Regions from separate parts of the Homo sapiens genome. Here all the other regions are linked to region 2. A link is a contact called in ENCODE Hi-C or POLR2A ChIA-PET data. All regions are on one chromosome and are shown on one strand. Each heading gives the region's core, a stretch centred on a gene start or an enhancer-like site at or near the end of the contact. The rest is flanking DNA. Distances are from core to core; before and after follow the strand shown.

Region 1 (4,452 bases), core at 1,953-4,452, 1.1 Mb before region 2:
CTGAACTTTGCTGTGAAGGGCCAGCGGAGCTAATAAGGCAGAGGGATAGAAGAAGGTTCTAGGCAGAGGGAGCTACGTGGAAGACTCAAAGGGGAAAGTGAGCCAAGGGCATCTAGTGGATTGAGGGAGAGCGGGACGGCAGAGGGGAAAGGCAGAAGGGGACAGGCCATGCAGGGCCTTGAGTGCCAGGCTGAGGAGCTGAGGCCATCTCCTGAAGGCACTTGGGAGCCAGAGCAGGTAATGGACAAGTGAGATTTCACCTTTTTTTTTTTGGAGACAGAGTTTCACTCTGTTGCCCAGGCTGGAGTGTAGTGGCAAGATCTCAGCTCACTGCAACCTCTGCCTCCCAGGTTCAAGCAATTCTCCTGCCTCAGCCTCACGAGTAGCTGGGACTACAGCCACGTGCCACCACATCTGGCTAATTTTTGCCTTTTTTTTTTTTAATAGAGATGGCGTTTCACCAAGGTGGTCAGGCTGGTCTCGAACTCCTGACCTCAGGTGATCCACCTGCCTCGGCCTCCCAAAGTGCTGGGATTACAGGCATGAGCCACCGCGCCTGGCTGAGATTTCACTTTTAAATAATCTTTCTGTCTTTTAAGCTGGAGCTGGGGAAAAAAAAAATCTTTCCGGTGCTGTGTGGGTGAGGTGGGCAGCTCTAACCTTTCAGCTCTTGGGGCCTCCAGTCCCCCAGTGGTGGCACCAGCCTTGCTTTCTCTTTTCTCAAGCCCCCATTTTGTCCATCAGGAAATCTTAAACTGCCTCTACTTTTGAAATACATCCTAAATCCCACTTCTTACCCTTTTCTCGCCCAGCACCTTGATCTGTCCAAGTTCTTCTCTCACATGGACTATGACAAGAATCTTGTCTCTGGAGTCCCCTTCCCCAACCCCCCTGGTCTGCACCCCACATGCAGCTGGGACCCTGTGAACACCTAAGTCAGGTCCCATCTCTGCTCTGCTCAGAACCCTCCAATGGTCCCCATCTCACTCAGGGTGAAAGCCATAGTCTTAGCATGCATCACAAGGCTCTCCACAACCAGGCTGGCACCTCCTTCCCGTCTCCCCACCTCATTCTGCTCTAGCCATGCTGTCCCCACCAGGCACACTCCGTCTGGGCTCCAGCCATACTGTCCCCACCAGACAGTCCCCCCCCAGGGCCTTGGCACTTGCTGTTCCCTCTGGCTAGGAGCACTCTTCCTCTAGATGGCCACATGGCCTACTCCCTTCCTTCCTTTTAGCATTTGCTCAAATGTCACCTTCTTAATGAAGCTTCCTTGATCCCCTTCTTGCTAAAGCGGTATCCCCACCCTCACCCTACCCAGCTCTGTTTTCCCTCACAGCAATTACCACCATCTGATCTACCCTATAATTTGCTTATTTACTACATTCGTTGTCTAGGATATCAGCTTCACGGGGGCAGGAATTTTTGTCTGCCATCCATGTTCATGTCTGCCGTGTCCCCAGCTAGCTAGAACAGAGTCTAGCACAGGAGAAGGGATCAGCATGAGATGAGATGGGGCTGGATCTCCAAGGGCTTTGACTACCAGACTGAGGAGCTGAACTGTGTTCTGAGGACATGGGCAAAGCTATGGAAGGAGAGAAAGATGCTTCCAGATGCCAGGTGGAAGGTGGATTAGAGAGGGGCAAGAAAGAAGGCCCTGGGCCCAAAGAGAGCAGGGCAGGGACATGAGGGAAGGCAGGAGGTGTCCCTGACAAGGCCCATGATGGTTACCTGGGGACTGGAGGAGCAATGGGCTGCCCTGACATGGGGTCATGGAGGAGGATAACACAGAGAGGAAATTCAGCAGAGGTCTGATTAGAAGGGCCTTGAATGTTGAAGAGGTTGGACTTTATACTGAGGGCACTGGGGAGCTATGGAAGGATCCTTAGCAGGGGAGTAACATGGATTTGGAAAGATCACTTTGGCTGCTGTGTGGGGATAGATAAGACGGTGGGAGCCTAGAAAGGAGGCTGGGTTGGAAACTCTGGGACAGAAACCCAGAGAGGAAAAGACTGGGCCTGGGGTCTCCAGTGAGTATCAGGGAGTGGGGAATCAGCAGGAGTCTGGTCCCCACCCATCCCTCCTTTCCCCTCTCTCTCCTTTCCTGCAGGCTGGCCCCGGCTCCATTTCCAGGTGTGGTCCCAGGACAGCTTTGGCCGCTGCCAGCTTGCAGGCTATGGATTTTGCCATGTGCCCAGTAGCCCGGGCACCCACCAGCTGGCCTGCCCCACGTGGCGGCCCCTGGGCAGTTGGCGAGAACAGTTGGCACGGGCTTTCGTGGGTGGTGGGCCGCAGCTGCTGCATGGGGACACCATCTACAGTGGGGCCGACCGCTATCGCCTGCACACAGCTGCTGGTGGCACCGTGCACCTGGAGATCGGCCTGCTGCTCCGCAACTTCGACCGCTACGGCGTGGAGTGCTGAGGGACTCTGCCTCCAACGTCACCACCATCCACACCCCGGACACCCAGTGATGGGGGAGGATGGCACAGTGGTCAAGAGCACAGACTCTAGAGACTGTCAGAGCTGACCCCAGCTAAGGCATGGCACCGCTTCTGTCCTTTCTAGGACCTCGGGGTCCCTCTGGGCCCAGTTTCCCTATCTGTAAATTGGGGACAGTAAATGTATGGGGTCGCAGGGTGTTGAGTGACAGGAGGCTGCTTAGCCACATGGGAGGTGCTCAGTAAAGGAGAGCAATTCTTACAGGTGTCTGCCTCCTGACCCTTCCATCCTTCAGGTGTCCTGTTGCCCCCTCCTCCCACTGACACCCTCCGGAGGCCCCCATGTTGACAGACCCTCTTCTCCTACCTTGTTTCCCAGCCTGACTCTCCTTCCGTTCTGGGTCCCCCTCCTCTGGTCGGCTCCCCTGTGTCTCATCCCCCGGATTAAGCCTTCTCCGCCTGGTCCTCTTTCTCTGGTGACCCACACCGCCCGCAAAGCCACAGCGCATCTGGATCACCCGCTTTGGTGGCGCTTGGCCGCCAGGAGGCAGCACCCTGTTTGCGGGGCGGAGCCGGGGTGCCCGCCCCCTTTCCCCCAGGGCTGAAGGGACCCCCCTCGGAGCCCGCCCACGCGAGATGAGGACGGTGGCCCAGCCCCCCCATGCCCTCCCCCTGGGGGCCGCCCCCGCTCCCGCCCCGTGCGCTTCCTGGGTGGGGCCGGGGGCGGCTTCAAAACCCCCTGCCGACCCAGCCGGTCCCCGCCGCCGCCGCCCTTCGCGCCCTGGGCCATCTCCCTCCCACCTCCCTCCGCGGAGCAGCCAGACAGCGAGGGCCCCGGCCGGGGGCAGGGGGGACGCCCCGTCCGGGGCACCCCCCCGGCTCTGAGCCGCCCGCGGGGCCGGCCTCGGCCCGGAGCGGAGGAAGGAGTCGCCGAGGAGCAGCCTGAGGCCCCAGAGTCTGAGACGAGCCGCCGCCGCCCCCGCCACTGCGGGGAGGAGGGGGAGGAGGAGCGGGAGGAGGGACGAGCTGGTCGGGAGAAGAGGAAAAAAACTTTTGAGACTTTTCCGTTGCCGCTGGGAGCCGGAGGCGCGGGGACCTCTTGGCGCGACGCTGCCCCGCGAGGAGGCAGGACTTGGGGACCCCAGACCGCCTCCCTTTGCCGCCGGGGACGCTTGCTCCCTCCCTGCCCCCTACACGGCGTCCCTCAGGCGCCCCCATTCCGGACCAGCCCTCGGGAGTCGCCGACCCGGCCTCCCGCAAAGACTTTTCCCCAGACCTCGGGCGCACCCCCTGCACGCCGCCTTCATCCCCGGCCTGTCTCCTGAGCCCCCGCGCATCCTAGACCCTTTCTCCTCCAGGAGACGGATCTCTCTCCGACCTGCCACAGATCCCCTATTCAAGACCACCCACCTTCTGGTACCAGATCGCGCCCATCTAGGTTATTTCCGTGGGATACTGAGACACCCCCGGTCCAAGCCTCCCCTCCACCACTGCGCCCTTCTCCCTGAGGACCTCAGCTTTCCCTCGAGGCCCTCCTACCTTTTGCCGGGAGACCCCCAGCCCCTGCAGGGGCGGGGCCTCCCCACCACACCAGCCCTGTTCGCGCTCTCGGCAGTGCCGGGGGGCGCCGCCTCCCCCATGCCGCCCTCCGGGCTGCGGCTGCTGCCGCTGCTGCTACCGCTGCTGTGGCTACTGGTGCTGACGCCTGGCCGGCCGGCCGCGGGACTATCCACCTGCAAGACTATCGACATGGAGCTGGTGAAGCGGAAGCGCATCGAGGCCATCCGCGGCCAGATCCTGTCCAAGCTGCGGCTCGCCAGCCCCCCGAGCCAGGGGGAGGTGCCGCCCGGCCCGCTGCCCGAGGCCGTGCTCGCCCTGTACAACAGCACCCGCGACCGGGTGGCCGGGGAGAGTGCAGAACCGGAGCCCGAGCCTGAGGCCGACTACTACGCCAAGGAGGTCACCCGCGTGCTAATGGTGGAAACCCACAACGGTGAGCTCGGAGGGGCAG
Region 2 (4,149 bases), core at 1,596-4,095:
GCCTGTAATACCAGCTACTTGGGAGGCTGAGGCAGGAGAATCGCTTGAACCCAGGAGGCGGAGGTTGTGGTGAGCCGAGATCGTGCTATTGTACTCCAGCCTGGGCAACAAGAACAAAACTCAGACTCAAAAATAAATAAATAAATAAAAATACAAAAATTAGCCAGGTGTGGTGGTGCACGCCTGTAATCCCTCTACTCAGGAGGCTGAGGCAGGAGAATCACTTGAACCTAGGAGGCGGAGGTTTCAGTGAGCCGAGATGGCGGATGGCACCACTGCACTCCAGCCTGGGAGACAGAGTGAGACTGTGTCAAAAAAAAAAAAAAAAAAAAAGAATATTAGGCCAAGTGCGGTGGCTCACATCTCTAATCCCAGTTCTTTGGGAGGCTAAGGTGGGTGGATCGCCTCAGCTCAGGAGTCTGAGACCAGTCTGGGCAACATGGCGAAACTCCGTCTCTACCAAAAATACAAAAAAATTAGCTGGGCATAGTGGCGCACATCTGTGGTCCCAGTACTTGGGAGGCCGAAGTGGGAGGATCGCTTGAGCATGGGAGGTGTCGGTTGCAGTGAACTGAGATTGTGCCACTGCATTTCAACCTCGGTGACGGAGGGGGTGAAACCCTGTCTCAAAAAAACAATAAAAAACCAAAACCAGAAAGAGCCGGGTGCAGTGGCTCACACCTGTTATCCCGGCACTTTGGGAGGCCAAGGCAGGTGGATCACGAGGTCAAGAGATGGAGACTATCCTGGCCAACATGGTGAAACCCCCTCTCTACTAAAAATACAAAAAAATTAGCTGGGCGTGTTGGCGCGTGCCTGTAATCCCAGCTACTCAGGAGGCCGAGGCAGGAGAATCGCTTGAACCTGGGAGGCAGAGGGCAGAGGTTGCAGTGAGCCAAGATCTCGCCACTGCACTCCAGCCTGGCGATGCAGTGAGTCTCAAAAAAAAAAAAAAAAAAAAAGAGAAAGCCACTGCCCTTGACTACCAGTGCTGCAAGGAGTTTATACACAAGCACATGGGTGGTTTCAGTGAGATCTCAGTGTGTCATAATTAAGTGCCCTAGGAGGGGCTAGGATTCAAGTTGGCCCAGGGGAGACTTAGACGTAGGGGAATGGCCTGTGAGCTGTTCAGTGTGGACAGGAGTGAAGAGGGTTGGTCACAGTAACCTTGAGTCTAGATTAGGGCAGAAGGGCTAATGCTTGAAACAAACATTCTGCAAGAGCCCACTCTGGGCAATGTTGGATACACACTGATCTCTGAGACAGTCTTGGTCTCTTCCTTTACTGTGTTTCCTGTGCAGTGGGGGAAACAGACCTGTCACCAGACAGTAATAGATGAAAATGGTTAGGGCTGTGAAGGGGGAGGCATTGGTCAGAGTTATTAACACCGACTGATGGGGAAGACCGGGAATTAGGAATACCAAGCAGCAAGTTCCAAGCTAGAAACCAAATAAGAAAGGGCTAGTTCCAGCATTAGGTTTACGTCTCAGAAAACGAAAGCCGAACCCTCAGCAGGATTTGCCTGAAACACTCTCACAGACTGAGGTGGACCCAGGATTCAACTCTCAGTCAGGCATTTTTCTCACTTACCAATGCATACAATTGCCAAGTTATATGGCATACTGGAACCCAAATTCAGGAGGCAGCACAATCCCCTATGAGAGAGGAGGGGCTGGGAGCCAGATGTCTCACAGCTGTCCAGTATACTAGCTAATATACGGATTAGGATCTGTGCAAAGCTCTTTTCTTGCAGGGTCATTTTTTTTCTTTTTTCTTTCTTTTCTTTTTTTTTTTTTTTTTTGAGACGGAGACTTGCACTGTCGCCCGGGCCGGAGTGCAATGGCATGATCTCGGCTCACTGAAACCTCTGCCTCCCGGGTTCACGCGATTCTCCTGCCTCAAGCCTCCCAAGTAGTTGGGATTACAGGCACACACCGACATGCCCGGCTTTTTTTTTTTTTTTTGTATTTTGAGTAGAGACGGGGTTTCACTATGTTGGCCAGGCTGTCTCGAACTCCTGACCTCATGATCCGTCTGCCTTGGCCTCCCCAAGTGCTAGGATTACAGGAGTGAGCCACCGCGCCCGGCCGCAGGGTGATTTTAAGGCCTTTATGGGCCCAAGTTGCATTATAAAATGTTATATCCCAGATTCACTGGAATATGTACGATGAGAGCAGGTGGCATTAATATCTTGCAGTAATGAACTAATTGGTAAAAACCGTTTTGTTTACATTAAAATGGTTCAAAAGCCAGCGACACAGCGATGATTGTTTCCATTTAGCAGATGTGGATACTGAGGCACAGAAAACGGTCAAGCCTTCTGCCCACAGTCACCAGAAAGGAGGAAATTCAAGTCTGGGGTTGTGTGGCTTCAGAGCCTGAGCTCAACCATGACGAGCACACTGAAAAGGAAACCCCTCCTAACTAACTCCCGCTCCGGGGTCCTTTAAGAGCGTCAGAACCCAGAACTGAGTAAAACAAGATCAAAGCGTATGTAAATACGGACTAGGGGCTGCCGGGAAATAATCACTACGGCTAGGCCCTAGGGAAAGCAGACGTCGGAGTCCTAGTGCGCCTGCGTAGCCCCATCTCGCCTTTCCGCCCCACGGCCTAGCGAGGCCCATCTCTAACCCACACAGGCCCAAAGTTGTCTAATGTGCGCAGGCGCCCTGCTGTGAGCCCGCCTCCTTCTCTGCCCTGCTCTTGCGCTCTCGCTCTCTCAGAGTTCGTCTCTGGCTCTTTGTACGTCACTTCCTGTTTGTGGCGCGAGAGGGCGGTATTTCCGTCCAGAGGGTGGGAGGGGGCGGTAAGCGGGGGCTGGGGGGAGGGGGCGGGGGGGGCCGCGCCGTGCTAGCCGTTGGGCCTGCCTCGGAGGAGGCGTCGCCGCCGCCGCTGCCGCTGCCGGCGCCGTTGCCGCTGCCGGGAAACACAAGGAAAGGGAACCAGCGCAGCGTGGCGATGGGCGGGGGTAGAGCCCCGCCGGAGAGGCTGGGCGGCTGCCGGTGACAGGTGAGTGCGCCAGCGCGTGTCCCCGAACGCCCCCCCCACGATGGTCGCGTCCGGGCCCCCCGCGGTGCCGCGATGGGCTGTACCACCCGTGCCCGGCGGGGGGACCGCGGCCCTCGAGCCCCTCCTTCAGGAGCTGAGTGGGGGTGGCCGAGCGGGGGCGGTGGGACCAGCCTCGGGGGGCCGGGGCGGTGGCGGCGGGCCATACCACTGAGGCGGTGGGGGGAGCGCTGCAAGTTTGCGGGACGGGGAGCGCAGGCCGCAGCGTGCGCGGGCCGGGGGCTGGACCTTTCGGGCGCGGCGGGCAGATCGAGCCTGGCGTGCGCGGGCTAAGCTATCGAGGGGGCGCGCCGCATCAAGTGTAGAGGGCTGTACCTTTTTGGCGCTGTGGAAGCCGTTGCTGTGCTGTATTTACAGGGGTGGGGGCTTCTGGGGAGGATGCTTCCCCAACTGTGGCTGGGTTATATCACCACGGCGTTGGGGGAGCCCTGCTTAGAACGTAGGGGAACCCAAATCAGAGGACTGTGATGTTTGTGATCTTTAAGGGACTGGGACGGGGCGGGACAGGCCCTAGTGGGTTTTAGGGGCGTATTTTGGGAGGACTGTGATGCCGATTGGTGAGGAGGGGTTTCTGTTTCCTGTATTTGACGTGTGTGGCGTTGGGGGTTTACACTGATCTCAGCCTTTATTGAACTTCTTAACGACTCTGGAGGGAACGTCATGGTTACTGGGGTGCTTTGGACCATGGAGGTGCTGCTCTGGATTCCATTACCCTCTCAGATTATTTACCAGGCAGTAACAGTTCTTTCCTTCCATAGGGGAGGGAGGAAAGCTGTGTTAGAAGTCACTGAAGTTGTCTGAGCCTTAACATTCTGAAGAGGAAGAGGGATTGGGCTTGGATTTGAGGAGCCGTGCCCCTGCACCCGCTTGTTAAAACTTGGGAGGAAGGAGTGTTTGGGGGAACACCTCTTCCCCCCAGGGAAGCTCTCTGGGGGCATCTTGATCTTGGGATTGTGAGGACCTCTTCCTCTCATTTGGAGACCTCTTGGGGCTCAGCAAGACGCCTGGGCTGGAGTAACTAGAGCCTCCAATGGGCTGCTTTTCAACTTCATCCACTCCTACCTTCCCAGAGAAGCAGCAGGA
Region 3 (3,934 bases), core at 1,411-3,910, 1.1 Mb before region 2:
AGGCCAGAAGTTCGAGACCAGCCTGGACAACATGGTGAAACCTCGTCCCTACCAAAAATACAAAAATTAGCCAGGCGTGATAGTGCATGCCTGTAATCCCAGCTACTAGGGAGGCTGAGGCAGGAGAATTGCTTGAACTCGGCAGGCAGAGATTGCAGTAAGTCAAGATCATGCTGCTGCACTCCAGCCTAGGCGAGAGAGTGAAACTCTGTCTCAAAAAAGAAAAAAAAAGAAAAAGGAAAGAGAGGTACAGAAAGAAAGAGAGAGAGAAAAGAGAAGAGAAAAGGAAAGGAAAGGAAAGGGAAAAAGAAAAGAAAAGAAAAAGGAGAGGGGAGGAGAGGAGAGGAGAAGGAGAGGAAAGAAAGAAGAAGAGAGAAAGAACAGGTGGGAGAAATAAAGGGGAAAAAACAATAACTCTTAAGATAATACAAATTTAAATATATATAAATAAAAAGTAGGGACTTCTTCCCTCCCCACTCCCCACCAAAAATGAAGTAGGGGAAGCAAGAGGAAAGGTAATCAAGAGATTGAGACAGGAGAGAAAGATTTAATCAGCCATAAATGACCTTTCCCTAGCCTGCCCCAGTCCTGCCCACCTCCTGCCCCACTTGCCCAGCCAATGGGCCCCTGGGACTGAGATCAGCTGTGGAGGATATGAACTGCTCAAAAAAAAAAAAAAAAAAAAAAGTGAAAAGGTCTCCAGCCCAAAGGCAAGAGACTGCCCTACCCACACCTTGCTCCTGCAGCCCTTCTGTATTTACCTGTTTCAAGTGACTCCGTTCCTAGATACCTACTACGTCCTACTCCTGGCCCATCTTCTTCACCCTCCTCCCGTTTGTTCCCCTACCCAGAGCTTCTTTCTACAGATTCCATCTTCCCCTCCTTATGGATTGGGGATCAGAGGATCAGACTCAACCTCACAATATCTTTTCAGATTTTTTTCCCCAGGGCCTCACCAATCCAGGCCTTCCCAAGGTCACCCCTTTCTTCTCCCCATCTCCAAGGTTAGTTTCTGTCCCTTCCCTCCACCCTCACTATCAACATTCCTATTGCCCTTAGGATGTGCCAGGTCCAGTCCTTAGCATTTTACATATTGATTTTTCACAGCCCTATGAGGTGGCCACTGTTAATATTTTAGAGAGGAAAATTAGCTCCATAGATCCAGAGAAGTGCAGTCCGTTGGCCAAGGCTACACAAGTGGAAAGCGGCAGAGCAAGGACATGCATCCACCCATGTAACCACTACTCTCCTATCTGTCAACTGTAGTTCAAAGCTCTTCTGCAACCCATTGCCTCTCCCCGTCTAAAGATAGGCTTCCACCTAGGTTTTTTGCAGTGTAATCTTGCCCTTAGCAGCATCCACCTGAAGGGATTGTGACCCTTTTGACAAGAAACAAAGCCTTCTCAAGTGTTTCTAAGAAATGTGGGCAAAGTGCCCTGTCTGTACCTCTCTCCCTCCTTTTTTCCCCTCATTAATTCAACAAATATTAATCGTCTCCTCTGTACAGTGTCCAGAACACACGAATTCTCTGTCTTGATATTCGATCAAGAGACACAGGAATCAAACAAATTTTTTACACAATTCATTTTAAAATCAGAATTGTGGCAAAGGAGCAAAGAAATACAAGGCCCTATGCAGCCTGTGACAGGGACCTGTTCTCTTCTTTCTTCTTCTTGAAGAGGGATCTTTGCCCAGAAGAAAGTCCCTCCCTTACAAAGTCAGTTTCATTCTCCAAACCCTGAGGGAGAAGGTCTTGCGGTCTTCCCCTGTTCCTCCAAGGAGCCTCCCCTGAATACCAGTGGCAGCTAATAAGGAACCCCCATCTCTCTCTTCAAGTCGTCTCCCTCAGGGCCCACAAAGAAGTTGCAAACGGGTTTTTTCCTCTCCTAAAGAAGTGGAAGTTCTTTTCGTCTCCTAAGGAAGTGGCAGATCTTCCCTTCGGTGTCTTCTCCAAGGAGTCTCCCACTCTTTTTCCCTTTTGTGACAGCCCTTCCTTCATATCCTTCAGGGACCCCACACTCTGAAGATAGCCTTTACATCCCTAATCCCCTTTGGGAAAACCGCCTGGGGCCCAGGTACTCACAGATCTAGCCAGTCCCCGAGCCCCAGGCTGCCGCAGCAGCAGGAGGGCAGCCTGGCTCAAACCACGGTTTAGCCGCCAGACCCTCGCTGCAGCGATCGCTACCGCCATCTTGGCTAACAACCACTCAGCGGTCCGGCACTCACGTAGGCTAGATTCGGGGCTGCCTCTTTATGTGCCTGACGCAAACTCCAGCACCATCTGACAAGAAAACCATCTTCTTCCCGTTCTGTGGTAGATAGAATGCACAGAGATTTGGAGAAAAAAAAATCTATCTACCCAAAATTTTCTCCAATCGCCTCATTGTAGTTACTCCTGTAACAGGCAAAGAAGAGGGCAACCTGACCAGGGCCTCAGGGATTTAGGGCCCGGGGGCCCAGAGTAAAGCGGATCAATGCCAAGGCCTGCCTTCTGTTCCCAAATGTCCAATGGCGTTGCCAGAGTTAGGAGGTGGGACTGGGCGGAGCCAGATTGTTGGTAAACGCTAAGCCACGTGCGGACGCCCAGGAGGATGGCCCAGCCCGGCGCGTGCGCACTGGTTACGCAGCCTGTTTGCGGCGCGCGCTGCCAGGCGGAAGTGACAACTGCAGCCGCACGTGGGCTCGGCGCGATGGAGGAGGAGACGCATACTGACGCCAAAATCCGTGCTGAAAATGGAACAGGGTCCAGCCCTCGGGGTCCTGGCTGCAGCCTCCGGCACTTTGCCTGCGAACAGAACCTGCTGTCGCGGCCAGATGGCTCTGCTTCCTTCCTGCAAGGTAAGAACTTCACCCAGGTCTTTCTTTTGGAGAGGGACTACCGTGTACTGTGCAACCGAGTGCCCACCTCCTCACGATACCAGCTGGTAAATGTCACTCCTGCGTTGATGCATGATTTCTTGTCCGATTGAATACTACTAAATACGCAGGGATACACACATCTCTCCCTCACGACTAGAAAGGAGAAGATAGTTCCATCTTTGTAACTATCTCTGAGAATGAGAGGAGGGGCAGACTGTCCGCCCAAGAATTGATATTTCAGAATAGGGAAAATCACCTCGCCAGGGTAAATATCCCCCTTAACTCGATTCCTCCTCCACCCTCCCACCCCCACCCCCCACACACACACCCTCTAGGTCCTTGCATCCCGGACTGAAGCAAACCTGTCTATTTGCATACTGTGGACTGTGGCGGATCTTTCACCCACGTAAATACTCCTCAAATTGAAGATAATGTCATTGCGCTGGGTTGAGAAATACATCCCCACCGCTACCTCACTGCATCTCTCCACACAAGTAAATATCCCTAAGATTAGGGCAAGTCAAAAAAAAAAAAAAAAAAAAGATTAGGGCAAGTCTTACCTATAGAGCAAATATCCCCTTTTCCTAGCTAAATAACTCTCAGAAGTAGATTAACTCCAAGAATATTTCTCTTTAACGTTTGAGACGGGAGGCCGGGGGCGGTGGCTCACGCCTGTAATCCCCACACTTTGGGAGGCCAAGACCTGTGGCTCACCTGAGGTCAGGAGTTCGAGACCAGCCTGGCCAACATGGCGAAACCCTGTCTCTACTAAAAATACAAAAACTAGCCAGGCATGGTGGCGGGCGCCTGTAATCCCAGCTACTCGGGAGGCTGAGGCAGGACAATCACTTGAACCTGGGAGGCAGAAGTTGCAGTGGGCCGAGATCGTGCCATTGTACTCCAGCGTGAGCGACAAAGCAAGACTCTGTCTCAAAAAAAAAAAAAATTGAGACAGCGTCTCACGATGTCACCCAGGTTGGTCTTGAACTCCTGGGCTCAAGCAATCCTCCTCCCAAAGTGCTCATACAGGTATGAGCCACCACGCCCAGCCCCAATACATTTTAACAAAATTTGG

Evidence for each region. Hi-C counts contacts between places; a loop is a spot of excess contacts on that map. ChIA-PET counts read pairs that join two places held with the same protein, here RNA polymerase II (POLR2A). Pooled maps may share reads with other maps.
Region 1: a pooled map shows a loop between it and region 2 (11-fold over the local background). The contact joins the promoter of TGFB1 here to the promoter of AKT2 in region 2. A Hi-C loop is called at or near these places in 2 of 37 single-sample maps with no recorded cell type and 7 of 50 pooled maps. POLR2A ChIA-PET finds 5 or more read pairs at or near these places in 1 of 52 experiments (PC-9).
Region 3: a loop to region 2 is called in a pooled map, with 28 times the contacts of the local background. The contact joins the promoter of EXOSC5 here to the promoter of AKT2 in region 2. A Hi-C loop is called at or near these places in 7 of 50 pooled maps.

Annotation. Positions count from the first base shown.
Region 1 is chr19:41,352,672-41,357,123 of GRCh38, reverse strand. TGFB1 (transforming growth factor beta 1) reads left to right here and starts at 3,202. Exons shown (of 7, transcript NM_000660.7): 1 at 3,202-4,434. The coding sequence starts at 4,080. It overlaps B9D2 (B9 domain containing 2), which reads left to right. Exons shown (of 4, transcript NM_030578.4): 4 at 2,111-2,707. The coding sequence ends at 2,424. RefSeq lists enhancers at 2,325-2,826, 2,750-2,899 and silencers at 2,900-3,429, 3,580-3,649, 3,950-4,029, 4,190-4,452.
Region 2 is chr19:40,284,041-40,288,189 of GRCh38, reverse strand. It overlaps AKT2 (AKT serine/threonine kinase 2), which reads left to right and starts at 2,845. Exons shown (of 14, transcript NM_001626.6): 1 at 2,845-3,009. RefSeq lists enhancers at 1,693-2,524, 3,681-3,820 and a silencer at 2,811-3,310.
Region 3 is chr19:41,396,085-41,400,018 of GRCh38, reverse strand. EXOSC5 (exosome component 5) reads left to right here and starts at 2,660. Exons shown (of 6, transcript NM_020158.4): 1 at 2,660-2,838. The coding sequence starts at 2,691. It overlaps BCKDHA (branched chain keto acid dehydrogenase E1 subunit alpha), which reads right to left and starts at 2,201. Exons shown (of 9, transcript NM_000709.4): 1 at 2,084-2,201. The coding sequence starts at 2,191. RefSeq lists enhancers at 1,346-2,017, 2,173-2,452, 2,018-2,690 and a silencer at 2,449-2,737.